2 separate regions of the Homo sapiens genome follow, and region 2 is linked to region 1. A link is a loop called in an ENCODE intact Hi-C map of the cell type or tissue named here. Cell type or tissue: dorsolateral prefrontal cortex. All regions are shown on one strand. Each heading gives the region's core, and the rest is flanking DNA. Links, peaks and the distances in the headings are about the cores only.

The links. Peaks named below come from ENCODE experiments on the same cell type or tissue, not always from the same donor. Only the 100,000 strongest peaks of a DNase experiment are listed, where the experiment ranks them.
Region 2: it touches region 1 in a loop (2.0-fold over the local background); 33 of 110 quality-filtered maps call a loop at or near these places.

The regions. Positions count from the first base shown.
Region 1 is chr20:1,963,841-1,969,220 of GRCh38, reverse strand. PDYN-AS1 (PDYN antisense RNA 1) reads right to left here. Exons shown (of 4, transcript NR_134520.1): 3 at 2,878-3,617. Among named protein-coding and RNA genes, the nearest start is that of PDYN-AS1, 19 kb to the right of the region's middle. RefSeq lists an enhancer at 4,109-4,659. In dorsolateral prefrontal cortex, for the core only: CTCF peaks have their summits at 3,194 and 3,394 (motif pointing left); a DNase peak (open chromatin) is centred at 3,390; H3K4me3 peaks cover 1,107 bases; H3K27ac peaks cover 1,284 bases.
Region 2 is chr20:2,090,664-2,096,043 of GRCh38, reverse strand. No RefSeq gene overlaps it. Among named protein-coding and RNA genes, the nearest start is that of STK35, 8.5 kb to the left of the region's middle. RefSeq lists enhancers at 366-865, 866-1,367. In dorsolateral prefrontal cortex, for the core only: a CTCF peak has its summit at 2,643; no DNase peak of the experiment used is centred there; H3K27me3 peaks cover 1,030 bases.

The DNA of each region.
Region 1 (5,380 bases), core at 308-5,307:
GAATCTAATTGCCCACAAGATACCAACCTCTTTAGAGGATATGGAGTCCCTTGTTGTCATAGCAACCGATTGGAAAAAAAAAAGGGCTCAGCACATCCATCAGCAGCAAGAGAGAATCACCCTGGCCACTGAGGTATCACATCAAAGCAAAAATCTCTGGTCCAGAGGTGCATGTGTGCATCAGGATTCCGTTCACCCAAGACCAAAAACCATCATGCCTTAAACAAGATCAAAGTTTCTTTCTCATGAAAAAGTCAGAGGTGGGCAGCCCAGGGCTGGATTTTATTTAGCTTTCACTGCATCAACAAACCACCCTAAAACTTGGTGGCTGAAAACAACAATTTACACTTCATGTTTTGCACATTGGTGAACTTCCCCTGTGGGTTTCTCCTGGGCTCCCTTCTGAAACTGCAGGCAACTGGAAGGTGGCCTGGGCAGAAGGGTCCTACATGGGCTCACTCCAGTGCCAGCAGCTGGTGCTCCTGGCTGGAGACCCTCATCTTCTGGGAGGCTAGGCTGTCTTTCTCACATGGGAGTGTCAGGCCCCAAAAGTCACCCAATGCCAATTTTGCCACACGGAGGTGGGAGCACAGTGCTGGGTTGATTCAGGGACACATCCAATTCAAGGGAGGGAAACAGACTTTATCTCTTGATGGGAAGAGGGCAAAGTCACATTGCCAAGAAGCACTGGGATGGGAGGGATCTTCCCAAACAATCTCTCACAGGTTGAAGTGGACATGCTGTTCATGAAGTTGTCAGAATCCCAAGATTCTTCTATAGCACATCACACCACCAGCCCTAAAGGGGGACCCTGGACCTCCAGGTCCAAGACAGTGACTGGAATCTGACCACTCCACCTGTGTTAGGCTGTTCTTGCATTGCTACAAAGAATACCTGATACTGGGTAATTTATAAAGAAAGCAGTTTAATTGGCTTATGGTTCTGCGGGCCGTACAGGAAGCATAGTGCTGGCATCAGCTCGGCTTCTAGGGAGGCCTCAGGAAGCTTACAATCCTGGTGGAACGTGAAAGAGGAGCAGGCACGTCACATAATGAAAGCAGGAGCAAGAGAGAGAGAGACAGGGGTCGAGGGAGGTGCCACACACACTTTTCAATGACCAGATCTCCTGTGAACTCAGAGCGAGAGCTCGCTCACCACCAAGGGGATGGCCCAAGACACACACAAGGGATCCGCCCTTATGATCCAAACACCTCCCACCAGGCCCCATCTCCAGCATTGGGGATTACAACTCAACATGAAATGTGGACAGGGGCAAATATCCAAACTATATCAACATCTATGGTCCAGGTGGCAAGATGGAGGAACAAATAAAAAAGAGGGGGAAAGGACATACGCGTCAGCTGTCCTTTCTGGAAGTTGCTATGTAACATTTCTGCTTATCTCACTGGCCAGATCTGAGTCACATGGCCACACTCAGATACAAGGAGGCTGGGAAATGCCATCTTTATTCTAGGTAGCCAATTGGCCCATTTAGAGTCTGAGGTTCTATTTCTAAGGAGGCAGGGGAGCACGGATATTAGAGATCCAGCAGTTTCTGCCACAATATGAAACCTTTGCCCCTGAGGTAGTACAATGTACTGAAAGATGTCACCCCAATTACCTTAAAATGGGGAACTTTTCCATCACTGGGCAGATATCTTTTAACCCCACAAAGGTTTAGAAGTCAAGCCTATATTATTGTGTAGTTGGTATTTAAAGTATTCACAACTTTGAAGAGGTTTTTTTTGCATATTAGAGTATGAACAAATTAGCCTTGTGACTCCTATTTAAAATATGTAATTGAGTTTAGACTTGTGATTCTTCCGTTGAGAAGCACATGAATCTTTTTATACTAAATTTATAAATGACTCCAGAATGTATAAGAGATCTTGAGATTCACTGTTGTATAAGTTTTTAAATTAGATTTTCCAAAGTGGTTTAAGTACTTTGGAAAGTTTTGCTTGTCAGGTCAGGCAATGAAAGTGTTTAAAAAAGGAAATTGAATACGTTAAATTAGTAAGTCCTGTGTAAAATGTTGAAGATAATTTAATTAACCAAGTTTGCAAATGGTATGAATCATTTAACCGAGTATGAGTCGATTGACCATTAATCAAAAGCCCCTTGAAACTGACTGCATAGAAATCGAATAATAAGTTTTGTAAATTGAACTTAAAGGCTTAAGAATGACTAGGGTTTTTTTTTTAAGCTACTGTATTACATTGAATATTAAGTAACAAGTACTTGCAAGAAACCTTTTCTGCATCCAAAAAATCCCTTCCACACTGACATTCCCGGATTCACTCAAGAGCTAAGTTGGGGTTTTAGGGTAACCCCCAAAGTCCTTGCTTGTCTGCTAACTACACAGTAACTGCCAGTCTGGGTAGGGAACATTAAGGGTATGGAATCGGCAGGACAAGGCACCTGACTGGATTGGGAGAGAGAAAGAGGAAAAGCGTCGAGAATGAGCTTGGTTCAGTTTGGGCACAGGTGAGTATGCAGAGAGCACCAGCAGGCCTTGGGAACTCCTAAAGCATCCCCACCATATCATCTCATCATCTCTCTCATCTCAACCTCCCAAGGTTACACATTGATCTTCACTGGAGATTTTCTTTTGGAGAAGGAGGTCCTAGCACACTCTCATGAAAGAGTTGGGGCTGACACTGAGGAGCCCTGGGGAGCCCTGGAAGAGAGGGTGTCTCTGAGAGCCACCTCCATGCTCTCTGCCTAAGGGACGGATCCTCAACGTAACCACAATCTGAAAACAATCATTGCTGACATTTGGGGTGGATGCTATGGGAGCCACATCTAGGCCCCTGATTCTGGCTGTCATACCCCTCCCCACTCCAGATCTAGGGGCATAAAAGACCAGTCACTCACCTCGTGGTAGTGCAGCTCCCACTCCAGAGCTCCCCTAGGAGCAGGCTGAAGCTAGTGCACAGCTGAGACCACTTTCTTGCTTGGCAGCATGCTGCAGAATGCTCTGCTGGCTGCCAGGGAAACTGGTCTGAGGGTCAGGCTCCCTCCTTCACCCTCAGCTTCCTTCCCTTCTTGGACAGCCACCTCTGCAGGCCCTCAGTGTTTGTGGAGTGAATAACTTGGGTTACATAAAGCCCTGGCACACAGTAGGCCCTCAGTGCAGTCCCCATTGACTTCCCAGAGGTCCAGAGTTTTCACAGAGATCCCGGGACGTCTCACAGGACATCTTGTTCCTCGGTAGTGACCTTGCTCTAGCCTTCAGGGCTGCACCTGGACTTCAGGGAGTCTTAATGGGGCAGGAGACCCCCCGGCCCCGCCCTCTGGGCAGGTGCGCGAAGATGATGCACGCACAGGAGGTGGCGGCCGCGAGGTGGGTGGGCGGCAGCCGCGTGTCTCTGATCTGGGAGCGCCCCCTCGTGGCGAGATGAGCCATGCACGTTGAGGGAGGATTTCCCCACCGTCCACGTGGTCTTAAGGGTTCAAACTCAAGGAGACAAAAGGAGAGACGCTCAGGGGATCATCTAATATAAACGGGCGGTCGTCAGCATTAAGATAAGAAGTCTTGGTGCTTCCTATTAAAATAAGTTGTTCTGCAGTGCGGTCTTTCCTCTTAGCCTGCAAATGATTAGGCAATTTCCTCACTGCAAAGAAAGGGAAATCCTGTTTGCCCCAGCTCTCATCGGAACCAGTGGAGAGTGAGCTTGGATAGTGGCGTTCAGAAATTTAAACCTCACTCGAGTAGAAAGCACTTTTGCTTCCTCCACCCATCCCATGTTTTCTCCATTTAAAATTAAAAACGAAGATAAAAACAGGCCGGAAGTATTTTGTCTACCCAGCTCTGCCTGAAGCTCTGGGGGAAATTTTCAGTAATGATGATGATGATGATCAAAGCAAAAATAGTAAACTATAAATGTGGAGAGCTCTCAACTAAGGTGGGAACGTCTGAGAGGAAGAGCTTTTCATGAGCCTAGAACTCTTAAAGAAAACGTTATTCGTGGCACTCGCTGAAGGTGGTGAGGCCAATTCAAGGTCCCCTGGCGATGGGTATAGGGATCGCTGCAGTGGGGTCTCATAGTGGGAAGAGAGATGGGGCTCAGTTCTGACTCCAACAGGGACAAGTGAGAATTTATAACCAAGGAGCAGAGCGGGGGTCCACGGATGGAAAATTACTAAGAGGAAACCTCAGGGATTTTCTGGCTAAACTAACGTGAGAGGATTATTGCTGAAGGCAGGCCAAGCTGATCAGATATCCACAATGGTCGGACACCAAGAGTGGGGATTTTTGCTAAACTGATTTAGCAGGATTCTTGCTCCAGCTGGAGTCTACAAGGACAGAGAGGCTGCCTAGTCAAGTGGAGGACTCAGAGGAGACAGACTAGTTTGTGTCAAAGGAGAGAGTCTTTGTCTCCTTTGACCAAACCCCGGGAGGTGCTATGCGTGAAATTCAGCTGCTCAGATGTGCAAATGAGAAAGTGCGCTTCTGTAAGAGAAGAGACATAGTATGGGCTTTATAATTTTAAAAAAACCCAGGAGGGATTTCAGGTAGTACGAAAAGAATGGGGGGACTGGAGTGAATGAATACTTGTCGAGCCCTTATTTTTTCCATGTGGCTCTTATTATTCTGTCAGGGACATTGAAACAGGAGTGACTCCATCTTGAATAGGGGCTGGGTAAAATAAGGCTGAGACCTAATGGGCTGCATTCCCAGGAGGTCAGACAATCTTAGTCACAGGATGAGATAGAAGGTTGGCAGGACTAGTATCACAAGATACAGGTCACAAAGACCCTGCTGATAAAACGGGATGTGGTTAAAACAAAAAAAAAAGAGCCAAAACCCACTGAAACCAAGATGGTGATGAAAGTGACCTCTGGTCATCCTCACTGCTCATTATGCGCTAATTATAATGCATTAACATGCTAAAAGACACTCCCACCAGCACCCATGACAATTTACAAATGTCATGGTAATGTCAGGAAGTTACCCTATATGGTCTAAAGCAGGGAGGAACCCTCAGTTCTGGAAATTGCCCACCCCTTTCCTGGAGCACTCATGAATAATCCACCCCTTGTTCAGCAGGTAATCAAGAAATAACTGTAAGTATACTCAGTTGAGCAACCCACGCCACTGCTCTGTGTGTGCTTTACTTTCCTAATAAACTCGCTTCCACTTTATGAACTTCCTCTGAATTCTTTCCTGTGCGAGGTCCAAGAACCCCCTCTTGAGGTCTAGATCAGGACCCCTTTCTGGTAACAATCACATCTTTACCTTAGCCTTGACAAATAAAGGCAATTTTTCCATTTTACAGATAGAGAAACAGGCTCAGAGAAGAAAGGGGCTGAGCTCAAAGTGACATCATTGAAAAGCAAAGGGCTAGGATTAAAAACCAGGCTCCTAATATCAACC
Region 2 (5,380 bases), core at 236-5,235, 130 kb before region 1:
CCCACATCACAGTAGACCCATTAGGGACCAGAAAGTAAACAAAAGATAGCAAGGGATGGAGGCTGGGCATGGTGACTCATGCCTGTAATCCCAGCACTTTGGGAGGCCGAGGCAGGCGGATCACCTGAGGTCAGGAGTTCGAGACCAGCCTGACCAACATGGAGAAACCCCGTCTCTACTAAAAATACAAAATTAGCCGGGCATGGTGGCACACACCTGTAATCTCAGCTACTCAGGAGGCTGAGGCACAGGAATCACTTGAACCCAGAAAGCAGAGGTGGCAGTAAGCTGAGATTGCACCATTGCACTACAGCCTGGGCAGCAAGAGCGAAACTCCGTCTCAAAAAAAAAAAAAAAAAAAAAAGATAGCAAGGGATGGGGTCGATGGTATTCTAGAATGGGTGGTTTGGGGAAAGCTTTCTAAGGAGGTGACCATTGAGCAGGGACCTGATTTAAGTTAAAGAATAGGTCAATTGCATCTCTACTGGAAGAGCATTTCAGATCAGAGGGAAGAGCAAAGGCCCTAGGTGGGAGGGAGCAGGCAAGGAGGCCAGTGTGGCCTGAGCTGAGTGAATGGGGGAAGAGTGGTGGGAAACACAGGAAGAGGGATGTGTGGGGCCCCATAACGAGGCAGGGACTCAGGGGCCATGGAAAGAATGGTGGAGTTACTGAGTGCTTGCTATATGCCAAGCACTTACGGTCGGTGATGTGGCTGGACCCCATTGGCCCTCCTTTCACACGAGAGTGCTGAAGCTCGGATAGGTAAGAACCGTCCCAAGTGAGAAGGCAGAATAGTAAGGCTGAGGCTGGTGATCCATCTCTGTACTTCAGGGGGCTGAGGACACCCGAGGGGCAGCCAGCCCTGGGGGTGGTGCCATGGGAAAGCAGGGAGCTTCGTCCTGGGAGGGAAGGGTGGATGGAGTAAAGGAGTGTGGGGGAATGGAAGGTAGGAGACAGGGGGCTGAGACTGCTCCAGGGGGCTGGAAGAGGGATTATGCGGAGTGAGGAGGAAGGATTGGGGCTGAGGATTAAGGACAGAGGTGGCATGGGGGTAGGGGCTAGGAATGAGGTGGTGTGGTGGTTGTAGAAGGGGGAGCCGAGCGTGGGAGAGGGTTAAAGGCAGAGAGGCTGGCACAGGGGTATAGGAGGAGGATCTTGGGAGCAGGAGGTGCTGAAGACTGAAGCTTGAGGTGGCTGCCTCAATGAAGGAGATCCCCTGAGCAGGGAGTACTAGGGAGGCCTGGAGGAGTGTGTGCAGTCGCCTTGGAGAGCTCCCCTCCCATAATGGCTCTGGATTTTCAGAGGGCTCCAGGAAGGCTGTCTCCAGGAAACGCTAGAGCTTGTCATGATGCCTAACACCACACAACTCGCAATAACTCTATATGGGAGAGGCTGTTTTCGTCCCCATTTTATAGATGGGAAGACTGGCCACATGTGGTGGCTCACGCCTGTAATTCCAGCAGTTTGGGAGGAAGAGGTGGGTGGGTCACCTGAAGCCAGGAGTTTGAGACCAGCCTGGCCAGCATGGTGAGACCCTGTCTCTACTGAAAACACACAAATTAGTCAGACGTGGTGACGCATGCCTGTACTCCCAGCTACTTGGGAGGCTGGGGTGGGAGAATTGCTGGAACCTGGGAGGCAGATGTTGCAGTGAGCCAAGATCATGCCCTGCACGCCAGCCTGGGCGACGAGTGAGACTCTGTCTCAAAAGAAAAACAAAGACAACTAGGAAGACTGAGGGTTGGAAGTTGCTACATCACCAATGACCGGAATACCTGGTATTTGGACCCCAGCAGCCTTAGGTTTGGGTATCCATGTTTTCAACCATTAGACCTATGGCTCTCAAGCTTGAGTGCCCAATCCACTGGCATCACCTGGAGAGCTGATTAAAACCCAGATAGCTGGAGCCACCCACAGTGCGACTAATTCAGTAAGTCTCGGGTAGAGCTTGATAATTTGCATTTCTGACACGGTCGCAGATGATGCTGATGTTGACGCTGTTATCCCGGAACCATGCTTTGAGAACCACTACATCACACTGTCATGTTCCTAGACTGAGCACAAAGCAGAGGGAACTGGAGAGGATTTGAGTTCTGGTAAGAATTCGAGGATGAATAGGAGCTGAATGAATTACCTAGGAAACTAAGCAAATAAAACATGAAGCGATTATTAAAGGCAAGAAAACAAAAACAATTGATAAGAAAAACATTGTAATCATCATAAACTACAACACTCAGCTGGAAATAATATTACATTGTCATTGTCATGTAAAACAGCACTTTGACTTAACCAAAAATTATGATATAATTATATTGGGAGACTTGGAGACGGAAAGTGTGTCTGTGTGTATGGTGGAGGGGGAAGAAAAGGAGAGATAACTAAATCCTTATCTTCCATAGCCGTGAGTTAATAAAAAAAAATTTAAATCAAGGAGCGATCCCATAATCAAGTGTGGAAAAATAACTACAGAATTAAAGTTACTGCTTCTGGGATGGGATCAGAGGTGAAACAGGATTTTTGTTATAAGCTTTGTGGTAGTATTTAACTTGTAATGGTATCTAACTCAAACATTATGTCTATTTATCATTTGGATTAAAATTGAAATTAAAACTAAAAGTGGGCATGAGCTTTAGCCACCACTGAAGCAGCCTGTCAGCTTGGTGGCGCTGTTCAGCTTCTGGCCAAGGGGTTCACCTGTCCTCCTTGTATTACCTAAACACATCTGGAGGGCTAACAATAGTACCCTTATCACACTTGGGGAACACTGGATTAGAGACACTGCACCCAGTAATACTCAACAGAGAGGCTTCTTGTCTATTAAATGAGGGTCTCAGTTACAGAAAACAAAGATGGGTGCAGATAACAGCCACCCTGTCTCCAAAACTTAATAGATGGGTCTAATTTCAAGTGTTCTTCCTACTGGCCACTGAAAAGGCTAAGAAATGTCTGACATTTCTTCCTCTCCCATTTGGGAATGGCATACAAATTTTTGTCAGGCTATGTATCTGAATATTTGCTGCAGGAAATTGGTTGCTAAGTTCTTAGGAGTTGTTTATGATTTTTGGAAAGATAAAGGGCTATAATGCCAAATGAGCAGGGCAAAGTCCTTAATTCTGTAACTACTGGGACATTCAAAATAAATTATTGGGGCGTCTGGTTAAAATGTACACAACCATAAGGCAACAAAGTACACTCACTAATCAAAATGTAAAGTGATACAGTCTTTTAGAAAGGCAAATTGATAACTCATTGTTTATTAATATAATTAAAAATTAATACACTTTGATCAGCTATTCCGTTTCTAGGAATTTATCCTATAGAAGTACTCACATGGTGTGGAAAAATATATGTGCAACAAGGATTTTATTGTGGTGAGATATATATATATATATATATAAAATAATAATAAAATATTAGAAACAATACCAAAAGTAGAGGCTTGGTTACACAGGGTCATCATATATTTAAATACATGCCCATCAAAAGAAGGAGTTAGCTCTGTATGTACTACCATACAATACATGTACACAATATTTTGTTACATAAAAAAGCAAATGCAAACAAGCATCTATAATATGACCACATTTTGTTTAAACATGTATACATAATTGCTAACCTTCATTGAGTTACTTCTGTGTATTCTGATGGTTCTAAGTGCTCATATGTAATAATTAATTAATTAATCCAATAAGCCTTAGGGTAGGTTTTATTTTTAGCTCTATTTTCCATAGAAACTGAGGCACAAAGAGGTTATTACTTTTTCAAGGCTATACCACTAAAAAGCGATGGAACTTGGATTCCAACCCTGGTGTATCTGATTCCAAAGCTCTTGATCTTGAACTAGCACATGATACAGCGTTTGTACTTACATGTTAATTTCTGTATACATAATGGAAACATTTGTATAAATAATACTCTAGATGCCAAGAATTCTCCCTAGGTGATTCTTTCACTTTCAGGATAATTTTGTATGATTTGAAGTTTTTATGTGCATATTTGGGTATTAATTTGAGTTCTTTTTTGTAGGTATTTAAAAAAATAAAATTCAGTTTAAAAAACAAGTAACGTACAATAGTGTAGAATGTACTTCATCACTCATTTGGTCAATGAGTACTTATTAAGCCCCTACTGTTTGCCAGACTGGGGACTGAGATGAATTGAACTCAGTTCCTATTGTAGAGGAACTCATTGTTTAGAGAAGACACGAAGAAACATCCAGTCTTGAGTCTTTTCCAGCTCTATCGCACTGTGATGCTGTTTTAGAGTTTGGTTGGTCAGTGAGAAATGAGGCTGAGCCAGTTATCAACACTCACGGTGTGCCTCTTTCAACTAATGGGAACCAGGGTCTGTGTTGGGCTCTGGACTTTATATACTACCTTTCTTTCTTTATAGAAATTATTGTAGGTTCAGCAAACATTTACTATATGTTAGCCCCCGTGTTTGAGTTGGGGATCCTGGGATGAATAAGACAGGGTCCCTGGTGGTAAAATCTCATCATATGGTGAAGAAAACTGATGTGTTTACAAACAGTTAAGTTCTCCCTTGCTGAAAATAATAACTAACATTTAAGAAGCATTTACCAGACACTGTTATAAACACTTCTCAATATAATAATTTATTGAATTCTCAATCCTGTTATTATCTCTACTTGACAGATGAGGAAACAGAGACACAGACAAGTTATGCAGCTTGCTTAAGATCATACAGCTAGGAAATTAGCCGGGCACGGTGGCTCATGCCTGTAATCCCAGCGCTTTGGGAGGCTGAGGCAGGTGGATGACCTGAGGTCAGGAGTTCGAGACCAGCCTGGCCAACATGGTGAAACCCCATCTCTACTAAAAATACAAAAATTAGCCAGCCATTGTGGTGCATGCCTGTAATCCCAGCTACCTGGGAGGCTGAGGCAGGAGAATGGCTTGAACCCAGGAGGTGGAGGTTGCAGTGAGCTGAGATCGTACCACTGCACTCCAGCCAGCCTGGGCGACAGAGCAAGACTCCGTCTCAAAAAAAAAAAAAAAAAAAAAAATTCCCACAACTTGGAAATAGTTCAGGGGAGTCCCACCTGGAGAAGTGCTTAGAGGAGCATAGCCAAAGAGTCCACCCTGTGGTAGAAAAGTCATAATAAAAATAGTATTAACCACCATAACAGTACTTGTCACAAATCATACAAAGCTTTGTGGGATTTAAAGTGCTTTCACCTATTAGACATGTCTCAACATAGGGTGGCCCAAAATGTAAGGTGTCCCTCTCACTTGTCACACTAAGAAGATTGCAGAAGAGAAAATATTTGGGGTCTCAACTTGAATATATAAATTCTTAAGGTGGTATAAATAATCAAATATCTGTGTAATATTTAATTTATTATTTTAGGTACATACAC